Linked DNA regions of Homo sapiens: region 2 is linked to region 1. Evidence: read pairs that join two places in POLR2A ChIA-PET (ENCODE). Cell type or tissue: MCF 10A. All regions are shown on one strand. Each heading gives the region's core, and the rest is flanking DNA. Links, peaks and the distances in the headings are about the cores only. Region 1 holds the start of LOC101929727 (a long non-coding RNA gene). Region 2 overlaps PTEN (phosphatase and tensin homolog).

Region 1 (10,149 bases), core at 3,044-8,043:
ACAGCTGAACCATTTACACAGCCACATCTCAAAGGCAGATGGGTAATCCAATGATGATGTATAAGCACCTTTCCCCACCACAATTTATTTTATTCTAATTATATAAAAGTGCTCTGGGAAGCAACCTAATCAAGAACAATTTAAATTTTGCAAATGAACAAAGAGTTTCCAGTGTAAATTCCCAGATCTCATTATAACAAACATGGATGAGATACAGCTACAGCCTGGCCTACACAAATGCCCTCAAAATATTCTCAACAGGGAGTAGGACTAGATGGCTTCCAATGATTCTTCTAACCCTAGAATACTAGTATTCCATTGGCTAATATTACATTCAAAATGTAGGAAGTCAAATGGAAAATAATTATCAACAAAGGTGTATTCATGGTGTTTATTTAAAACTATGTAGTAAGGGTCAAGGCTGGAACTTTATATTCCACTAGCCACTTTCTTTGCCCTGCTTTGAGTGCCTTCATCGGGTTAACTTCCTTTTTAACACTGGCTTGGTAGTTTGTTTCCCCAGGTTCTTAACTTTCAACATGCTCTAATAAGTCACTCTCTTGCTTCTCCAAACAGGCTTGACCAAAGCTGTGCCCCCTCCTCCTATAGAAATTATGTTGTAGTATGGTTTTTCAGAATCCCCAGCCTTTTTAGGTTGCAATTACCAGCAACCCTGTACCTCCTCGGTTTTTATTTCAGCCTCCATATAAAAAAAAAAAAGAAAGGAAAAAAGCAGATGATTGTTTAATCCTTCCAATTAACATTTTATAAAAGCAATCACTTCATGTCTGCAGTCTGAGTGGGGCTAGGTGGGAATTAAAGGGCCACAGTACATCATAAAGTGGCTAAAAAGAAACACTTTGAGCCAATTCACTGGGGACAGTCCCTGCAAAACCAGAATGTCTACTCACTTTGACCTACAGCAAAAAGTGTCAAATAACTAGGACAAGTGCTAGTGCAAACCACTGGTCTAGTCGTTAAACCTTAGCACAGCCACTGGGTAAATGGGGCCACACTCAGACCCACCAATTAAAGAAGCAATCTGGCGGAAAAAGAAACATTGAGTTTTTTTCTTTTCAAGTTTTTTTTTTTTTTTTTTTCTCCCTCAGAAAGACCTGAAGACATAAGTGATGAGAGGAATAGCACTCTGGCCAATATTTTGGAGTTTTCTACTTAGGAAATCAACATAATCTTTTCTACCTAAGTAAGGTGAAACCACTTTGTTATATCAGGAACTGCTGCTGCTGGGAGCTAGGCTCATGGCAGCCTAGTGAACGAGGCCCTGTTTTCTGTTAATGTGTTTATGGTTTACACAGAGAAAATGATAGCATTTTAAGAGGCAAAAGAAAATCCTTGGTCAGCAACCAGGCAGCCTTCTAGCCTTCTAGCCTTCTATCAGAAGTTGTGCTAAAGGGCAGTTGACAACTTGAGGCTCACTGTTCTGGGTAGATGAGATTTTCAGGCAGGTGGATCAAGGCAGTGATGGAGAATAACAATAAAAGAGCTAACATTTCTGCTGTGGCAGCTCTGAGGTAGTTCCTGTGTGAAGCCCTTTATACGTATTAGCATACTTAATAGTTTCAGTAACCCTAGGGACAGTTTCTATTAATATCTCCATCTTTCAAATAGAGAAACTGAGGCACAGAGTTATAAGAAAATTATAGGTCACAGAACTAGAAAACCATCATATCTCATCAATAACACACCCACCATACATTCCTCTCCTGCAGCATCTCTGGCTGAACTTCATTTATCTTCTTTCAGAGCAACTGCAGCAAGATGGCCTTGCTTATAAGGTACAAAAGTCAAGACCCGGTAACACCTCCTACATTTATTTGAATAAAGGCATATCATTTTCAAAAATTAACGTATCCTATTGGGCCCCACAACACCTTATGGGGTAGAAAAGGCAAGACTATTTATTTTGTTTCCAAATTCTCTTTGAAATTGTATCCAGTGACTAAGCATTCTCTGTGATTAAACTTTTAGAAGTTTCTTTCAAAACAATAATTGTCAAGATAGAGTAAGTCGACAACTTTACCCATTTGTGGCAGGAAAACAGACAGGTTGTCTTGTTTGGAGCAGTGTCTGAATGTGGGGTGAGAGAGGGAAAGTGCATTATGAAACCATAGGGATGGTAGCCAGCACACCCCAAGTAGCTCAGAGACTCATGAGCACAGGCAATGATTCTGTGTATTTTCTCTGCCTTGTTTCTACAGGCTTTTGAAAATTAGGCCCAAATAAAGTAAGCACTTCTGAAAGATAGAGCCATTTGGGAAGTTGACATTTTCCCTAAATTCCCTATTTTCTATTTTTACTCCCATTTCTGAGTCGTGGTATAAAATTGCAGGCTCTGCAGAGATCTCGAGCAGTGATCAAGTCCCGGCTTCTATACTTACTAATAGCAGGACCTACAGCAAGGTACCTCATCAGTCTGGGTCTCAGTATTTTCATCTGAAAAATGGAGATTTTGGCTGAGAAAATCAAAATAATGTAGATTGTGCTGAGCGTAGTTTTTGGTACTTACTAATCATTGAAGAACACAATCCTCATCTCTACCCCCTGATTAATGTTTGCTATAAGTGAGGATGTGAATAAGGCATAACTAGTAATGTACAATATTTCAGACTTTCAAAAAACCGTGATAAGATTTCATACCTGTGGCCACATTGGGTCACATAGCATCAGAGAACTGACTATCTCAAGGCTTTGAAATGTATTTTAAAACAGGACACAACAGATTGGGATAATCATATACTTCACTGTGTCAAAAATTGCTCACTTTGGGGTTCCCCAGAGATTTGTTCTTTGAATAATCTTGTTTAACATTTGAATAGATGACTTAAAAAATCAAATCCTAAAATGCCTGCCAATAACACAAAGAGCTTCTGGGCAGTAAAATACCTATCAAAATGATAAAGTTAAACATCAGGCTAAATGTTTCAGACTTGCAAGAGACCCACTTAAAAGCTTAGTTGAAATCAAGCAAACCTGAGTTTGAATCCTGTCACTTGTTAGATGCATGAAGTGGCGCCAATTATTTAACCATGCCATCCCTCTGTTTCTTCACTTATAAATTGGGAATGCTAAGAGTGCCTGCTTCATAGGTTGCAAGATTACGTGAGATAATCCAAATGAGGTCCTTCCTCAGCACTATGCCTAAGCATACGAAGCAACTGATGAATGTTAGTAAACGTTGGTGTTGGTGACAGTGGCGGTGAGGTGGTCATACGATGATGGTGATGATGGTGATAGTAGTAGTAGTGGTGGTTATAATGATGGTCTTTGTAGTGGTGGTGGTGAGGTGGTCATATTATGATGGTGATGGTGATGGCGATAGTAGTGGTAGTGGTGGTTATAATGATGGTGATGGCCATAATGATGGTGGTGGCCATGGTTGTGGTAGTTGTGATTATCATGATGTTGATGGTGATGGTGATGGTGGAGTTCTTTCAACAGCCATCCTATGCCAGCTCTTTGCCAGCAATGCTGTCTCCTTGGCAAATAGTCACTAACATTTCCACCTGAATTTAAGAAACATGAAGCTGTTCTCTGAAGCATCTCCTGGCCTACAACAGAGAACTGACTACTCTGGATATTGTGCCTTCTCTGTTTCTCATGTATATATCCATTCTAATACCTGTAATGTCTTATTGTATTTTTGTATTTGTATCCCTAACTCCCCTAGTAGACTATAAACTCCTTGAGGGTAGGGATATTATTATTCTTTATATCTCCAGTGCGAGTAAAGTGCCAAGCTCATACAGGTACTTAATAAGTGTTTGGGAATAAGTGGTAAATGAATGAATGAATATGTGAATGAATATGTGAATGAATATGTAAATAAAATGGCAGCAAAACCATGGGCATTATGTGAAAGGCAATAACTTATAAAGGACCTGCTTCTATACTTTAAGAAAAATATAAAACTGGAAAAGTTCCAATATACTGAATTTGGAGGGTGATGGAAAAAGAATAAGGGTAGTAAGGCTTCAATTCTTAGACTCATGAGGACATTAATAAGGTGAATAAGTACACAGTCACAAAAGAACAGAATATTGCAACTCAGACTTACAACTGTGATGTCTGAAAGTATTACTAGAACAATAAAATCAAGTACTGCTTTCATCATGGATGAATGTATGAATCCAAGAGCTAATTCAAGCTGAAAAATACAAATGGGCTTTCCAAAAACTGAAAATAATTTACTTACAGTTGACTGAAATCCCATTTATATTTTCATTCAATTCAACAAATCATTAAGAAGCACCTACTCATAAGCTTGGGACTGAAATACAGACATGAAAAATACAGCTCCTGCCCTGGAGAAACTTATATTTTAGTAGGAAGACAGATGTAGGCAATCATTTATACAGTGCTTCTCAAATCATCTATGGTAAGGAATCACTTTTTTCATTTCCAATGTGTCACAGACTGTTATTTTTGGAAAACACAATAAAAATAAACGATTAGAAAAATAAAATTATCTAAAGATATACAAAATATAAGCCCCAATTTTTTGTAGTTATTAGAGTCAACAAACAAAATTATTGTCAAATTGCCGTAACTTACTAAATCATCAATTTCTATACTTTTCTCATCATGGAATATTAACAATTTGCAGACCAGCAGGGGTCCATAAGCCATATTTTGCGTAGTATTGACATTTAATACACTAAGTTTGTTGCTTTAACAGAGATAATAATTGGAGGACAAGAAGTTTTTAAGAAAACTTACATTATTTGGGAACCAAGCGTACTTGACTGATATATAATCCTCAAACCTTACCTATCCCTCAGACTGAAGACCATTTTTCTCTTCCTCTCCAGTATCTATTTTCTTAAAAATATAGCCCACATTTTCTGCCTCATCACCATGCCAGGACTATTTCATAGCCTAAAACAAAATAGCATCACTACACTTTTTCATATTTCTCTTGTAATATTTATATCCTGCCACCTGAGATAGCTATTGATCTCTTTTCCCATTAGATGTTAAGCTCCTTAAGGGCAAGAGCTTTATCATATTTACCTTAATATCCTCCACAGCACCTGGCAGGTACTCAATTATTGCTTGTGGAATGAGTGAAAAAAAGTGAAGTAATGAATGAACAAGTGAACCAGCTACTACTCAGTGCCTCCGAAAACAGATTATTGAGATGTACTATGTTTTAATGTATTTGATATCAAAGGTTAATGCATCCCTTTGGACTTAAGCTGCTGGAATCACTTAATTTTTCTATACTTGTTCCACATGTGAAATTCCAACCGACATCATGAAAGTTTGATTAAACAGACCAAGAACAGTATACCTGATGGATGTCAATTCCCCCAGGGCAGGATGTGGATCTGGAAACCAGAAGACTCGACACTACAGAGCTGAAAGTTCTCAAAAGGAGCACAAGTCCTCTGCCCGGAGTAAAACGATGTGTACTTCACCTCCAAAGAAGAAACAACGCAAGTTCAGAGACACAGAGGTGTCTGGATTAAGTCTTCATATTTTGAGCCTGTCGTTCCTCTCATATGTCCCACTCCCTTTTCATACTGTATTCACTTCCCATCGTAAGGGGTAAAAACTGGAGGATTCAGTGGTATTGCAAAAATATTTCCAACCTAAGGAAGCAAAAGGACAAAGCAGTTTCAGCTTCCGAGATTATTCTAGCTCCTCAGAACCTCTTGTTGCCCTTGAAGCTGGTTTCCTGGAGAAGCTAAGATTCCCAGGACTCTGCAAGCAGCTAGAGTTATCTGGTGAGTGATCAGAAGGCTTCTGGGAGGAGGCCCAGCTGGGATTCCTTCCAAACCGTATCTGCACCACCTGTAACTCTTTAGTACGTTTGCCTGCCAGAAGATCGACCCAAGCCTGAAGGGGGATGGGGAAAGCTGCCATTCCAGAAAGAACCACCAGCCAGCTTTGGCAGCAGAAGGGCGTCCTTGTGCATTGAGAAGGAGTCAGGACTTCCAGCGAAAGGCACCTCGCCAGCCCTGGTATGCAGATCCAGGACCTGTGCCCACTCAGCCTGCCCCAACTTGCCCAGGAGAGAGAGAGGCCAGGGAAAAATGGAAAAGGTGTTCATTCCCCCACCTCCTTCCAGTTACAGCCAGTTCCAGGCTCCTTTGAAGTCCTGGCCCAGGAGCCATGACCGGTACTAATGCTGGGGCTTTTTCAGTGAGTCTCTGAGATTCAGGTTTTTTCTCCTTCTCTGGAAGGCAGACCAACATAAATCAAAAAGCACAGGCTTTAGGAGCAGATAAACCTCAATTCAAATCCTGGCTGGGCCATTCACTGGGTTTAGAAACCCAAGGAAGTTATTCAACTTGTCTTAACCTTGGAGTTGTTATTTGTGAAATACCATTAATCTAGCCCAGAGTTTCTCAACCTCAGCACTATTGACATTTTGGACTAGATATGTTTTTGTGGGGGTGGGAGGAACTGTCCTGTGCATTATAAAATATTTAGCAGCATCTCTGGCCTACCCACTAGATGCCAGTAGCACTCTCCCTCTCCCAGTGGTGACAACCAAATAAATGATTCCTGATAGTGGCTAATATTCCCCTTGAGGGAGGGAGTAGTAAGTCACCCCCAGCGGAGAACCACTAACCTAACCCAATTTTTAGGATTGTTGTTTTTTACATATTAGTACAATTATAGAGAGTCCAGTACCTATGAATGAGCAAAAGAAAAGCACCCAAGAATTATTAAATCCTGTGGCAGATGCCATTACCACTCCACCCACATCCCCTCAGCTCTCACCTCAGTACACTGATGGGGCTTCCCACAACTGCCTGGGACTCTCTGGCTTTAGGAGTACAGTTTTTCTGCACACAAACCAATTTCATTGTTGAGGCCCTCAGAAACAGGCTTTAACCACTGATAGATGATGAGTTGGTGTATAAATACCCCAGCTTCCTAGCTGCTTAGTTGAGATAATTCTAAGGAGTGTTCTCCACTATTTCCCAGAAATTCCTAGTAAGATCAGACTCCATTGTCTATAGTGGTAACTGGTTGTATAACACACCCCATCCCTATCCAATTTTCCTACTACCCCACAGGTGTGTCCTAGGATTACTTCCCAAACTGCACAATTTCCTCTATCTTTCATGTGTTTTTTTTTTTTTAGGAACCTACTACCTACAAATTATGCCTTCTATTTCTTTCGTGTGTGTGTGTGTGCGCGTGTGTGTATGTGTGATGGAATCTTGCTCTGTTGCCAGGCTGGAGTGCAGTGGCGCCTGCTCGGCTCACTGCAACCTCCGCCTCCTGGGTTCAAGTAATTCTCCTGCCTCAGCCTGCCAAGTAGCTGGGATTACAGGAGTGCACCACCACACCTGGCTAATTATTGTATTTTTAGTAGAGATGGGGTTTCACCATGTTGGCCAGGATGGTCTCAATCTCGTGATCCACCCATCTCGGCCTCCCAAAGTGCTGGGATTACAGGCGTGAGCCACCACGCCCAGCCTATGCCTTCTATTTCTATAAATGTTCAACCTTACTGATTTATCAGGCTTCTCATTAGTACTTACCCAGGTCTGGTGTTTCCAATTTTTTTAAGTACCACAAATAAGCTACTGTTCTTCTCTGGGGACTACTGAAAATTGTGATCAACACATCCCAGATGGTCTCAATGCATGTAGAAAATAAGAAGTTAAAATCCTCATTTCTCGCTCAGTCCCTGAGCCCAATCTAAGCGCCATATTGCTGCCACATAGCTTCCTTCTAAAATGTACATCAGATCATGTCCGACATGAACCTAGTGGTCTTGTCTATTGCTGTAACCTCAGTCCCTAAAACCACAACTGGCACATGGTAGGTACTGGGTGCTATTTGTTGAATTACTAAGTGAATGTCATTTTCACGCTTAAAATCTTTGCATGCTTCCCTATGTTATCAGTAAAGGAAAAAGGCCAAACTCCTAAAATGATACATAAGGCAGAGGCTTCATGGCTCTATCTCTGTTTCCCTCTCCAACTTCATCTCTCACCACTTATGCATTCTCCCTTACTCCAAAATATATATAAATAACCTGTATTTTAGCCATCCCATACTCGTGGTTCCTATAAAATTACATACTTTTTATGGCTGTGATTTTGCATATGTTGCCCCCTCAAGTTGATACCAACAGGTTCCTGCAGAGGTGCTCAACTCTGACTTCCTCTGGATGGCCTGCCCTGATCCCTTTGAGTAAGGGTAGTCTTTTACTGCTCCCATTACACTATTGAAATTTCTGTTTGCTCAGTAATCTGCCCCACCAGAGAGAGAGAGTGTTTTGAAGTAAGAGTCCATGTCTTTGCTTTGCAGTTATTCCCATGCTTGACATATTTTAGGTGCTCAGAAAATAAATGCTTGTGCATTAATGAAAGGCTTTGATTGTTCTCTGTAGTAATATTTTGAAGACGCTTTAGTATGTTATCCTCATTCCTCTAAATCAGCAACTGACTTATGCCTAGAGAGAATATTGGGGAATCTTAGGGATTCCCTAACTGCTAACCGCCTTCAGAAAGATAAACCATGGGTACAAAAAGTGCATTATCTAAGCTTCCTATTGTTACAATTTGGCTTTACTAATCATGAGAAGAACATAGTGCCTTGGCCAAGGAGTAATGTGACACGCCACCTGAGCTTATAGAGGAGGCTCAGTGTATGAAAACAAACTCCTCCCACATTGCACAACCAAGTGGGTGGCTGTCATGAGAACCCAGAAAAGCTATTTGGAAGTGGTTCTCTTCATTGAGCTGAGCTCTTTCAACCCAGCACAGCTTCAAGATGGAATGTTTACAAATTCAACATAAGGCCTTAAACCTTGAAGCTCAAGCCCCATATTAGTGAGCTGGTTTTATGGAGACAGAGGGTAGAAAACAAGAGAAGAAGATGTACTGACTATGCTTCAAAGGTCCAATTAATTCTGCATCTAAATCACCTTCAGAGAGAAGGATCTAGCTGGGACACAATGACCCCTCCTCACTTCCCCACCCTTCTTCAACTCTCACCCTCCCAAAGCAAAGCTGGTTAAAAAGCCCCAGACATTTCCTTTCCAAAACTACCCTGAGACTTGGATAAAATCTAATCGCATGACAAAAGAAATTGTATTGAAAATGAAGAACACAATGAAAGAAGAGTTTTCACTATATTGATGCAATCATGCAACCGGCAAGCACTAAGCATCTACTTATGTGAACAGTTCATGCATCAGGAGGCACTTGTTTGCCTCGGGAAAATGACATTATTTATAAGGTGCACACGCCCTCTAAGACAAAGTATCTTGTCAAATGCTGAATATGATGTCTAAAAAGTAATAGATGTTCACATGATGCTAAGTCTCCTGTATCCTGTACCCTGTCAGTAGGGAGACATTAATTGAAGTCTCTATTGTGAAGTCTGTCTTACTGAGCTAAAAATCAACCAGCATCCATTTTCAACAAAATCAATGACATAGGTCCTCTACTAGGGCCACCAGCTAATTTTCCTCAGTTCCAATTTCCTAATCTTTAAATACCCTATTGATATCTGTTCATTTCACCAACAGTCATTCTACCACTACGTAATTATCCCTAGTTCTCTAAGCCCTTCAGTAATTTGACCACTTATAAAACTTGAATGAAATATGAATGTTGTCTTTTTCTTCCTGTGTTTCTAAAAATACCTTCCACTTGACAATACATGATAACATATGCCATCACAAGCACACTTCAAAAGTATGATCTACACAGCACAGGGGAGTCCCCTCAACTCAACAGGGAGTTCTTTGGGAATTGGTTCTAGGAGTTGGTCCATTTGAGGCCATGAAAGTTCCGTGTAGAAACAAAGGTAAAGGCTGAACTTTCTCAGAAAGAAATCATAGAACCACCAAATGCCCAAGCTCAAAGGAATTCCTGGAGACCACAAAACCAGCTAACTCATTTGACAGCTGAGGATACTTTTGGATAAACCAGGGAAGGTATTTAAAATGCTCAAGTCCCAATAACAAGGAAGGGGAAGCCAGGCCAAGACTCAAGCATTCTGATGTCCACACTCTCCTCTTTCTACTGCTCCACACTACCTCTCAATGAGCATTACCATTACTGAATCCCACAGCCTCCTGGACAAGCTTGCCTGGCATTGGCAGTGCCAGGCATTGGCAATGTGTTTAGCCAGTAGTTTAGACAACCCACAGGA
Region 2 (10,149 bases), core at 1,635-6,634, 260 kb after region 1:
ATAAATAGCAAATTGATCAATTAATATCACAATGATTACCTGGGCAACTGTGCAAATATAAACCGTATCATTCAAAATATGCTTCAGGGAACAGTAACATCATTATAAGCCCATACTCCTTCTGATTAAAAAAACAGAAAGCAATAGTGTTATTACCACTTTACTATAAAAATGATGTGGCAGTTTATTCTAATTACCTTCTATATCCACTTTAATTTCAACACAATGTAATGTTCTTACAACAGGAAAAGGAAATGATAGATCTAAAGTATTCAGCTAAATTTTACTTTGTCTCACTTAAATAAGTAAAATATGCTTTCAGTATTAAATACAAGTAGAGTTACTATATGTAATTCGGGGGAAAAATCTTCAAGGCTCTAACACTTCAGTTAGGTTTGTATAACATTATGATTTCATGAATCAAAACCATGAAAATCCTCTCTAATGTTTAGGTTATCTTAAATCCACTTAAAAAATCACAAAATAAAAAAATGGAAACAAGCTTAATAAATGTATAAGTATAGGAAAATAAATATTTCTGATGATTTCACCATTTAATTAAGGCAACGACAAAGTGCAATGGAAATTGTTTTTTAAAAAGAACACCCTCTTAAGTTCACCATGAACTAGGTTTTAAAGTATATGCATATGAACAAAACTGGAAGCTAATATGAAAACATTAAGTTTTAGAGAAGTAGGACAGTGGGTGATTTTTAAAATTCTCTTTAGTCATGTTTTTAATAAAAGAAATTTTCTTAAGTACAATAAGCACATAGTTTTCATTCATATACTGAAATAAACATCATAAGCCTTATTCAACTGAATTGTAACAATGAGTCCTATTTGTCTTAAATAATTGGTATCTCAAAATATCCCATATTTCAAAAGGAATTAACAGTCAAATCTTAAATTTCTTAAGAATTTAAAAAAAAATAAGGCCTTGACATTTTATTCTGCATTCAAAAGTGAGAGGCAAAGCAAACTGTAAAATCATGCAAACAGAAAAAAAATCACAGCAATCTATTCCTAGAACCCTTTTGTAATTACATTTGCCTGCCCTAAAAACAAAACAAAACCAAAAAATTCAGAATCCACTAAAGCTACCTTCTTGGCATCTTCCCATCTCTGGGCTAACCTAAAACTCCATTCCGATTTTGTTTCTTTTTTTCTAAAACTTCACTTTAATACAAGTTTCTAATTTAGATAAATAAAGCACTTTAATTCAACAGGCTGGCATAGCAAATTTAGGGCCTAGAAAAGAATGCAACACATGGATCAAAGAACCTTAGAGTCAGCCCTATTTTCTTTACTTAGAAATATTTAAGTTTGTATAGCTCGTTGGAAATTTGCAATTTTACATTGTACATTTAACTTCATCATATCTGACTATAATAAAAGCAGCTTTAGAATAAAAAAGCATAAGGTCAAAGAATACATTAAATAACAAAATAGTAAGAGAAAAGTAACTCCCAACAGTTCAACAACTACATAATTAAAGGAAAAAGGATTACTTTAAAAACTACTAGCAAAATTAAAAAAAAAATTAAACATCCTTCTGAATACTACGTACAGTATTAAAAACACTTACGGAAAACATCTTCAACCTTTTCTAACAGAAGTTCAAAGCAACACTTTCACAATCAGCCAAAGAACACATGAGTCCTCTTCAAATAAACCTTTTTTGTTATTAGGGATATCTTCTGTGGACAAAGTTCTTATTATCATATAAAGAATACTGGCCTAGCAGCAGTCAGAACACCCAGATGTTAGGACTAACTCCATCACTGATTTAGTAAGTTGACCTTCTTAAATATCACACCTGGGGGCAAAGGTACTGATTTTCATCAAATATTATACTTATTATATACCAGACATTTTACACAGCATTTTGGGCTAGATAATTCTTTGTTGATGGGGAGGGGTCTTGTGCCATATAGGATGTTAAGCAGCATCACTGGCTTCAAGCCCCTAGCCAATAGCACACTCTACCACCCCAGCTGTGACCACCAAAATGTCTCCAGAAAATGCTAAAAGTCCTAGAGGAGGTGAAAGGGGATCACTCTCAGATGGCAACCAATACTCTGAAAAAAACCTCACCTGTACTTTTAACAAAACTAAAAAACCACTGTACAAGTTTAGGATTTTTACTCCCATTTTGGAGTTGTCGAAACAGGGTTCACTAAGGTTAGGCAGTGTATCTACGTAACTGATAAGTGGCTGAGCGGGGATGTATTTATTTATTTATTTTTGAGAGAGGGTCTCACTCTGTCACCCAGGCAGGAGTACAGTGTCCCAATCACAGCTCAATGCAGCCTCAAAGTCCCAGTCTCAGGTGATCCCACCTCAGCCTCCTCAGTAGCTGGGACTACCAATGCGCACTATAACACCCGACTAATTTTTGTATTTTTTTTTGTAGAGACAGGGTCTGCCTATGTTGCCCAGACTGGTCTCGAACTTCCAGACTCAAGCAATCTGCCAACGCTGGCCTCCCAAAGCACTGGGATTACAGGCATGAGCCACCACGCCCAGCCTTGAGCAGAGATTTAATCTGGACTTTAGGTCTAGCCAACTCCAAATCTATGCTCCATTCCACCATACTGCCTTTCTAAACTCACTATCTCGTCTATAAAATCAGGATAACATTTTCCATGCAAAGTTACTTAGAGTTTACAGGTCAAATGAAATAATGCATGTATAAATTCTAATAACCTAAAGGAGTATAACATGTTAAGGGTTTGCTTGGTGGGAGATAATGTTCATTGGTGGTCCTCAAAGTGTGATCCCCAGAGCACCAGCATCAGCATCACTTGAAAACTTCTAAGAAATAAAAATTCTCAGGTCCCAATCCAGACCTACTGAATCAGAAACTCTGAGGGTGGAGTAAGCAATCCATAGCTTAATAAGCCCTTCAGGTTGTTCTAACACACTGAAGTTTAAGAACCACTCATGTAACATAATGGGAAAAATACTGCACCAAGTGCCAAAAAAGTCCTGCATCCTTCTTCAGACTCAGTCTTTCACTAGCCATTAACAAGATACTGATTCCACTGGAGCTACAATTCCTAAGCTGCAAAAAATAAATAAATAAATAAATAAATAAAATAAAAAAGAAAGAAAAATAAAAGTAATGCCTGTTCTGTCTGCCTCTTAGGTTACCTGTTCTTCTTTGCAAAATCAAATGAGCTAATGATTTAAAAAGTGTATTGTTAATCAAAAACTACATAAGACAGAGTATATATTAGCTAATTCAGTATCTTTCATAAATGATTCTTTCAAGGTATACAATAAATTTTACAACATGGTCAAATTAAGCCTAGCAAAACACTGTTTTTACCTTATAAAAATGAATAAAATAAATTTTAAAAAATCCCAGGCATTCCATTTTATCGCTGACAATCAGTGTAAAATAATTTATAATACACACTAAAAAAAAAACCTAAAAAATCAAGCTTAATGACATCCCCAAAATTTCATTTTAAAAGTACAGTTTTCAATTCTATCTAATTTCATCTCCAATCAGTTTAGAGTAACCAGAATACTCAAAAAGAAGTCTCACAAAGAGAGGGAATTTTAAATGGAAAAGAATCCTGCATTTTGAAATAAGCAAAAAGTTTGTAACTTTAAACATGTATACGATATTTATGAATCACTCTAAAAATACATCTATTCATGCCAGCAATGGTGGGTTAAATTTTTAAACGCATCTAATTAAAAGAGTATCTGAGGCCGGGCGCAGTGGCTCATGCCTGTAATCTCAGCACTTTAGCAGGCTGAGACAGGCAGATTACCTGAGGTCAAGAGTTCGAGGCCAGCCTGACCAACATGGAGAAACCCCCCATCTCTACTGAAAAAAAAAATATAAAATTAGCCGGGCGTGGTGGCGCATGCCTGTAATTCCAGCTACTTGGGAGGCTGCGGCAAGAGAATTGCTTGAACCCAGGAGGCGGAGGCTGTGGTGAGCCGAGATCACACCATTGCACTCCAGCCTGGGCAACAACAGCAAAACTCCATCTCCAAAGAGTATCTAATTCAAATCACAATGCATTTCATAATACCTTAAATAATTACATCCTCTTCAAAAGATCAAAAGTATTAAACAAATAAAATTCACAGAATACAATCTTTGCAATTACTAGTAAAGAACAGAGAACCTTATTGTACTTCAGCCTGAAAATCTACAAAAATCAAAGGAAATAAAAGTCAAAGCTATGCTTAAGTGCTCTAATATTAAATCAACAGTAAGTCTTAGGTAGTGATCTAAAGCAAAAACTAGGTGCAAGGAGAGAGATTGATTTAGAAAACTCAGCTGTGCTCAGATGCCAAAATGCACAATTCAATTCTACAACCTAGACATGGACCAAAAATACAGCTAGTTTACAAAACACATAAAATGCATAAAAATCACATAATCAGAAAGTCACATAGTATCAGACAGAGTGTATTCACTCTGCAATATAAAACACACACACAAAAAATCCACTCACTAGAAGTCAAGTGCTTCACTACTAAGAGTGCTGTGGTACATCTGGGAAATCAGTACAGCCCAAGGGGGGGAAAAATAATAATCCCTATGTACACATAATGGCCTTTACTGGACAGATAAGCTTATTCCATCTTTCCCCATATTCAATTAAAAAAATGAAGAAAAAAATCCTTTAGTTCTTTACTTCTTTCTTCCCACGTCTTGGGCCTAAATCATATTGAGAATCCTGGCCAAATGTGGAAATAGGACTCAATAATACAGAGACTGAATACTTTAAAAGTTCCCATATTATGTTAATGCATTACAGATTATATTAAGTGTCCATTTTATTGTAATAAATGTAACTTGACATTCAGTTGCAAGACTCCCTCAAAAGGCTGAAATTTTCAAAAGGAAATGCTAAAAAATATACCTCTATTGACCAAAGTTTACATAACTCATATTAAGTTTATTACATTTGAGGCAGAGTTTACTTTATGTGAATAAAAATGTATGATAGTTAAGTTGACCTATCTTCAACACTAAAGAAAATTTAAGATTATAACAAAGTTTAAAAATTCTACTTCATTATGCTAATAGGAAGTTTTTGCCTTTTATATTTTAAAGCAAATAGTTTTTGATTGGCATAATTAATTTTACTTTGGTCAACAGTTTGAGTTAGCAGAGATTTATTTCCCATTTGTGATGAACCAGCAAAATCACAGACATGTCATACCCAGACTTCCTAAAGGAATACCCTTATTTTTAAAAACACTTATAACTTGAAACAAAATCCTAACATGGCCCAAACTGAGGAAATTCAGTTACAATCATACACCATAAATGAAAATACAAATAATTTCCCTACATACATAACCTGAAATTACAGTTTTTCAGAGCAGTAGCTACCATTTAAGTATTTACAATGTGGCAGGTACTATGCTAAATGAAATTACTTATTATTATCTCACTTACTATTCAAGATAAACGTATGCGGTAGGTTCCATTATCATCCCCATTTTACAGATAAAATAGATTGAGAAAATCTAAATAACCTACTCAAAGTCATCCAGCTACTAAATGGAAGATCCAGGATTACAAAACAAGCAGTCTGGCTCCAGAGCCCACACTGCCTCCCTAAAATCTAAAATGAAACAATGTATATATGCTTAAAAGTATAGATAAACGTAATACTCAAAATTTTAACATAATTTAAAATAGATCTGACCATATTTAAAAACTATAGAACAATATTCTCTAAGGTAGTCTTTTCTTTAAAGAAACAAAAATTCGTTTTTTAATAAATATTAAGATAAAAGGTTTGCTAACTTTGTATACACATACACACACAGAGAAATCAAACACTGGTTAGATTCACTGTTCATATTTGAAGTGGTGAGTACTGATAATAATTATGTGTATAATTACTTAAAATATAATGTGTAAACAGTCTTCTTTTTCACACTATGTGGAGGTCAAGAAAATTCTTTTGATGGCAGGTACAGCTACAATATCCATCTCTCAATATTCTCAACACTGGCCAGGCGCAGTGGCTCACGCCTGTAATCCCAGCATTTTGGGAGGCCGAGGCAGGCGGATCACTTGAGGTCTGGAGTTTGAGACCAGCCTGGCCAAGGTGGTAAAACCCCATCTCTACTAAAAGTACAAAAACTATCTGGGCGTGGTGGCATGCACCTATAATCCCAGCTGCTTGGGAGGTTCAGGCAGGAGAATCGCCTGAACCTGGGAGGCAGAGGTTCCAGTGAGCCGAGATCCTGCCACTGCACCCCAGACTGGGCGATAGAGCGAGATTCCATCTCAAAAAAAAAAAAAAAAAAAAAAAAATTCTCAACACTGCCAAAAAGTAATGCCTTGAAGATGTCCTAATACCTTGAAGATGTTCACACATGTCCCAATGTCAACTGTTGCAAATGAAGAATCTGCCTTAACTATACAGAACTAAAACTTCCCAAATAAAATTAATTCACCCTTAAATTATGTTACTCTTCTTATATTTGCCGATACTTATTTATTCCAGTGCAAATTATTTTAAAAGAATTAAATTGCTAATACTTCCTCTGCAACCAATGAAAAAAATTCAAAAAACTAAGGGAAAGGTGAATAGTCAAGTACAATATACTAATTTCACCTTTCTTGGCAAATTATTTTACATTAGTGAATGCATATACTCAATATGTACAAAGAGAATCACCAAACACAGACCAATATACTTTTAACCACCTATGGAAGAACGTATATGTGGCAGTAATGCACCCTATAAAAGACTTACAGTTATCAGTTTGCTCAGCAAAGCCTTACCAATTTAAGGTTAGTCTAACCTCAACATTATTCTCTCTGATAAGCAACTAAATTAATTTCAAAGCTACCAAATAGAAAGCAATTGTAAAACAGAACTGACTGACCCCAGTCTCACAAATTTCCTAAGTCACTATCTTCAGAACAAATCCTAACATCTTTTCTTAATGAATTCAGGCCACAAGATGAATTCTTCAATGCTGACTGTGAAAATCAAGTTTAACAGAAAAAATGAAGAAAAAGGTAACAAGATTAAGAACTAATGGGTTCCATGTAATAAAACTTCTGAACTGTTTGTTTAACCCAACGGTTTCTACAGAAAAAAAAAAATACATTTCTTAAGCTATGTTAATATTACATTTTCTGGAAGCTAAATCCTTGTAGTATGGCAGAGGCCTCACATTTCAATTAAGCAGAAAATTGTCATATGCATGCAACACTTCTACAATTCTCTTTACAAACTCTGAAGTCACACACAATATCAATAATAAAAGTGATTTCCTAAGCTTTCGTCTTACTTAAAAGATTGAGATGAAAATTTAAAAATAGCACGTTTACTTCAAGTGAATTAATGTTAAAACTTTGTGAAGTGAATTTCCCATAACAAATACTCCTCCATTAAAAGTCACTGAAGTGATTACTTCAGAAGCGGCTTAAAATATTTTTTTAAGTGTTGCGCTATCACCAAATGAACAAACAGCAAATGGAGGCAAATTTCAAAATAACATTAGAAAATAAGAATTGAAGACTTCTTCACTTCCAAAAAGTAAGCCATTTCATAACACTAAGAAGTTTATGTATTTTATGTGGCTATGAGAAAGCAGATGCACTGTTCCATACAAAAATTAAAATATCACCAGTTGCCTTTCCCATGTTATTAAAAATAAAATTCTAAAAAGGTAATAAAGGAATCTTTCTTTACTATCTTCTAAAACTAAGTTTAAAATGAAGGTGGTTATACCTCACCATATTTTATTATCTTTAATCATTTAGTATTTACTTAGTATATTATAAGCAATGTAAATCTGCATTGATGACTATACTGCTGTGCAAACTTTTACACTGGCAGCAATAAAATTCCTTTTTCCTCATATAAACTGTACATTACTCCTTTCAGTTGTGCTTTACACTTGAATAAGCACTATGAAAAATGAAGTTTGTAAGTTATCATACAGCAATTAGGTGGTCCAGTCATGTTTTTCAGGAAATATAACTTAGCAGATACAAAACAATGTAAAATAAATGTTGTGAATAGAATACTTTTTAAAACCCTCATGATTAATTTCAGTAATCACTTACCTTGAGGTAATTTAGGTAACTTCAATAGTCACTGTACTCTCTACAAGTTAAAAGTATTCCCTGTGAACATTTATTTGAAAAGAGGCAAATCTACCAAACAATAAAAATACAACAGAAGCCTAACGTTTCCACATACCCTAAATACACTTAATTTTTCTATAGTCTCAAATTCAGCACTATATTTCAGACTAATATTAAGCATATAACCCTACTAACAAATTTTTAGAATAATTTAATTTTGCGATAATATTTTAAAACTGAATTATTGTCCTCAATTTTCCTCGGAGAAATGGCTTCATTATTAATCTTTCTTTATCAGATAAAAATACTCCAATCACTACTTTCATAAAGGAATTTAACTTTTCACAGGTTAGTTACTGAAATAAATACTACAACATGTCAAAGACAAAGTCTTCAATGACAATTTTAATGCCTTCCCACTCCAATAAACAGAAAACATTAACGTGAAAACAAGCAAACCAAGTACGTTGGAATATCAAAATTATTGGGAGTGCAATTATCAAAAAAGCAAGCACTTCACTGACTTTCCTTACTGACTTTTTTTCATATCAACTTTTGGCTCAATAAAACCACAACTCTAGAAATTAAGTGTTATTAGTCATTTGACGCAATATTTGATACTGCTTTCTATGCATATCATAACTAAAAGTACAGTTTTAGAGAAAGTTTTAAGTCACACAAATTTCATGTGTAGAGACCAACATACGCTGAAATCAAAGAAAATGCCAGTCATGTCACAGCTCACATGTAAAAACCTGGTAAAATAATTTTAAGGTCTTAATAACCCTGATAATTTAAAATCAAGTGGGAAAAGTAAAAGTAGTGTGTTATGTACTTTAAGTGCTGAAAGAAATCTGTCTCCCAGACAGCATTCAATTATTTTCTTCAAAGGCTTTTTTTTCAAAGTTACATAAACATTTAATTTTTTGTTCCTATATATTTGGATGACTGTCAGTAATTCATGCTAATAGTAGACTGCTTTGGAAGTCACAAAAGAATTTTTCCATAATTATCTTCTGGGCAAGCGGGTCCAGTTTAGCCTTAGTAACATTCTCAATTAATGTCAACTTCAAAATTTGCAAATACTCTTTTAAAATAATATTTTTGGCTTAACAGAAAACTAAATTTTGGGAAGCTACTTCTTCAGTAAGTTTTACATTCATTTCAAAACAAAAACTTGGGCAAAATTAACTGTGCACATTTATATGCAGCTAACATAATCCAACGGAATAAAACCTCTCCCGATATAAACGCTGTCTTAAAAAAAAATATTCCCCACAATTTTTAGCAGGACATATAGACACTGTAGTGTCACTCTACCTTTAGACAAAATGCAACTGACATTTGCTAAGAAATAACTTTTATTAAAAATACTGTGCTAGTACTTATGCAATTACATAATTTTAACTAAATATTGTCCACTGCCACAATTCGCATTACCAAACTCATATTACCAAATTTTAGGCCTTGATAGAGCCTAAATGCTTCAGTCACTTCAGACCAATAACTTAATTCTGTTTTCACATACCTTATACACTGGCCTACCAATAGCTCTCAATTCCTGTCAATACTTTCCCCATTCTGCAAAAAGAGGGCCCCATCCCCATCCCTAATCAAAACCAATGTGTTGTACCTGAAACTGCAAAGATTAATGCTTTTCGATGACCACTAACTTTTGAAGCCCGAAGGCCTAACTTTTAGACAACTAAAGCTACACACTGTTAAAATTCTTGGGCTTCTGTCTTATTCAGCAAGCTGACTCAGTAAATTTAATACACTGTATGAAAAAAGCTAACATACCTACAATCTAAAGCTGGAGTAAACCCCTCTTGCCAGCATTTCTAGATATTAGCTGGTAAAATACAACTGACATTCTACACAAATCAGTAAAATTAACGATACCAAAAGGTGTCAGAGGACCTGAAACCTAAAAACGGTGAGCAGCAATTCTGGCATCACAACAATACTTAAATTTCAAGCATGAACTGAAGTTTTATTTCTGCAATCTTCACTTGCTACACACAATACCCTTGAACCTACACATTACCATC

The links. Peaks named below come from ENCODE experiments on the same cell type or tissue, not always from the same donor. Only the 100,000 strongest peaks of a DNase experiment are listed, where the experiment ranks them.
Region 2: POLR2A ChIA-PET joins it to region 1 with 11 read pairs; 4 of 35 experiments call an interaction of 5 or more read pairs at or near these places.

The regions. Positions count from the first base shown.
Region 1 is chr10:88,127,716-88,137,864 of GRCh38, reverse strand. It overlaps LOC101929727 (a long non-coding RNA gene), which reads right to left and starts at 5,753. Exons shown (of 3, transcript XR_001747537.3): 1 at 5,312-5,753. In MCF 10A, for the core only: CTCF peaks have their summits at 5,941 and 6,200; a DNase peak (open chromatin) is centred at 5,954.
Region 2 is chr10:87,865,377-87,875,525 of GRCh38, reverse strand. All of the region lies in intron 1 of PTEN (phosphatase and tensin homolog), which reads right to left. Among named protein-coding and RNA genes, the nearest start is that of PTEN, 6.8 kb to the right of the region's middle. In MCF 10A, for the core only: no CTCF peak of the experiment used is centred there; no DNase peak of the experiment used is centred there.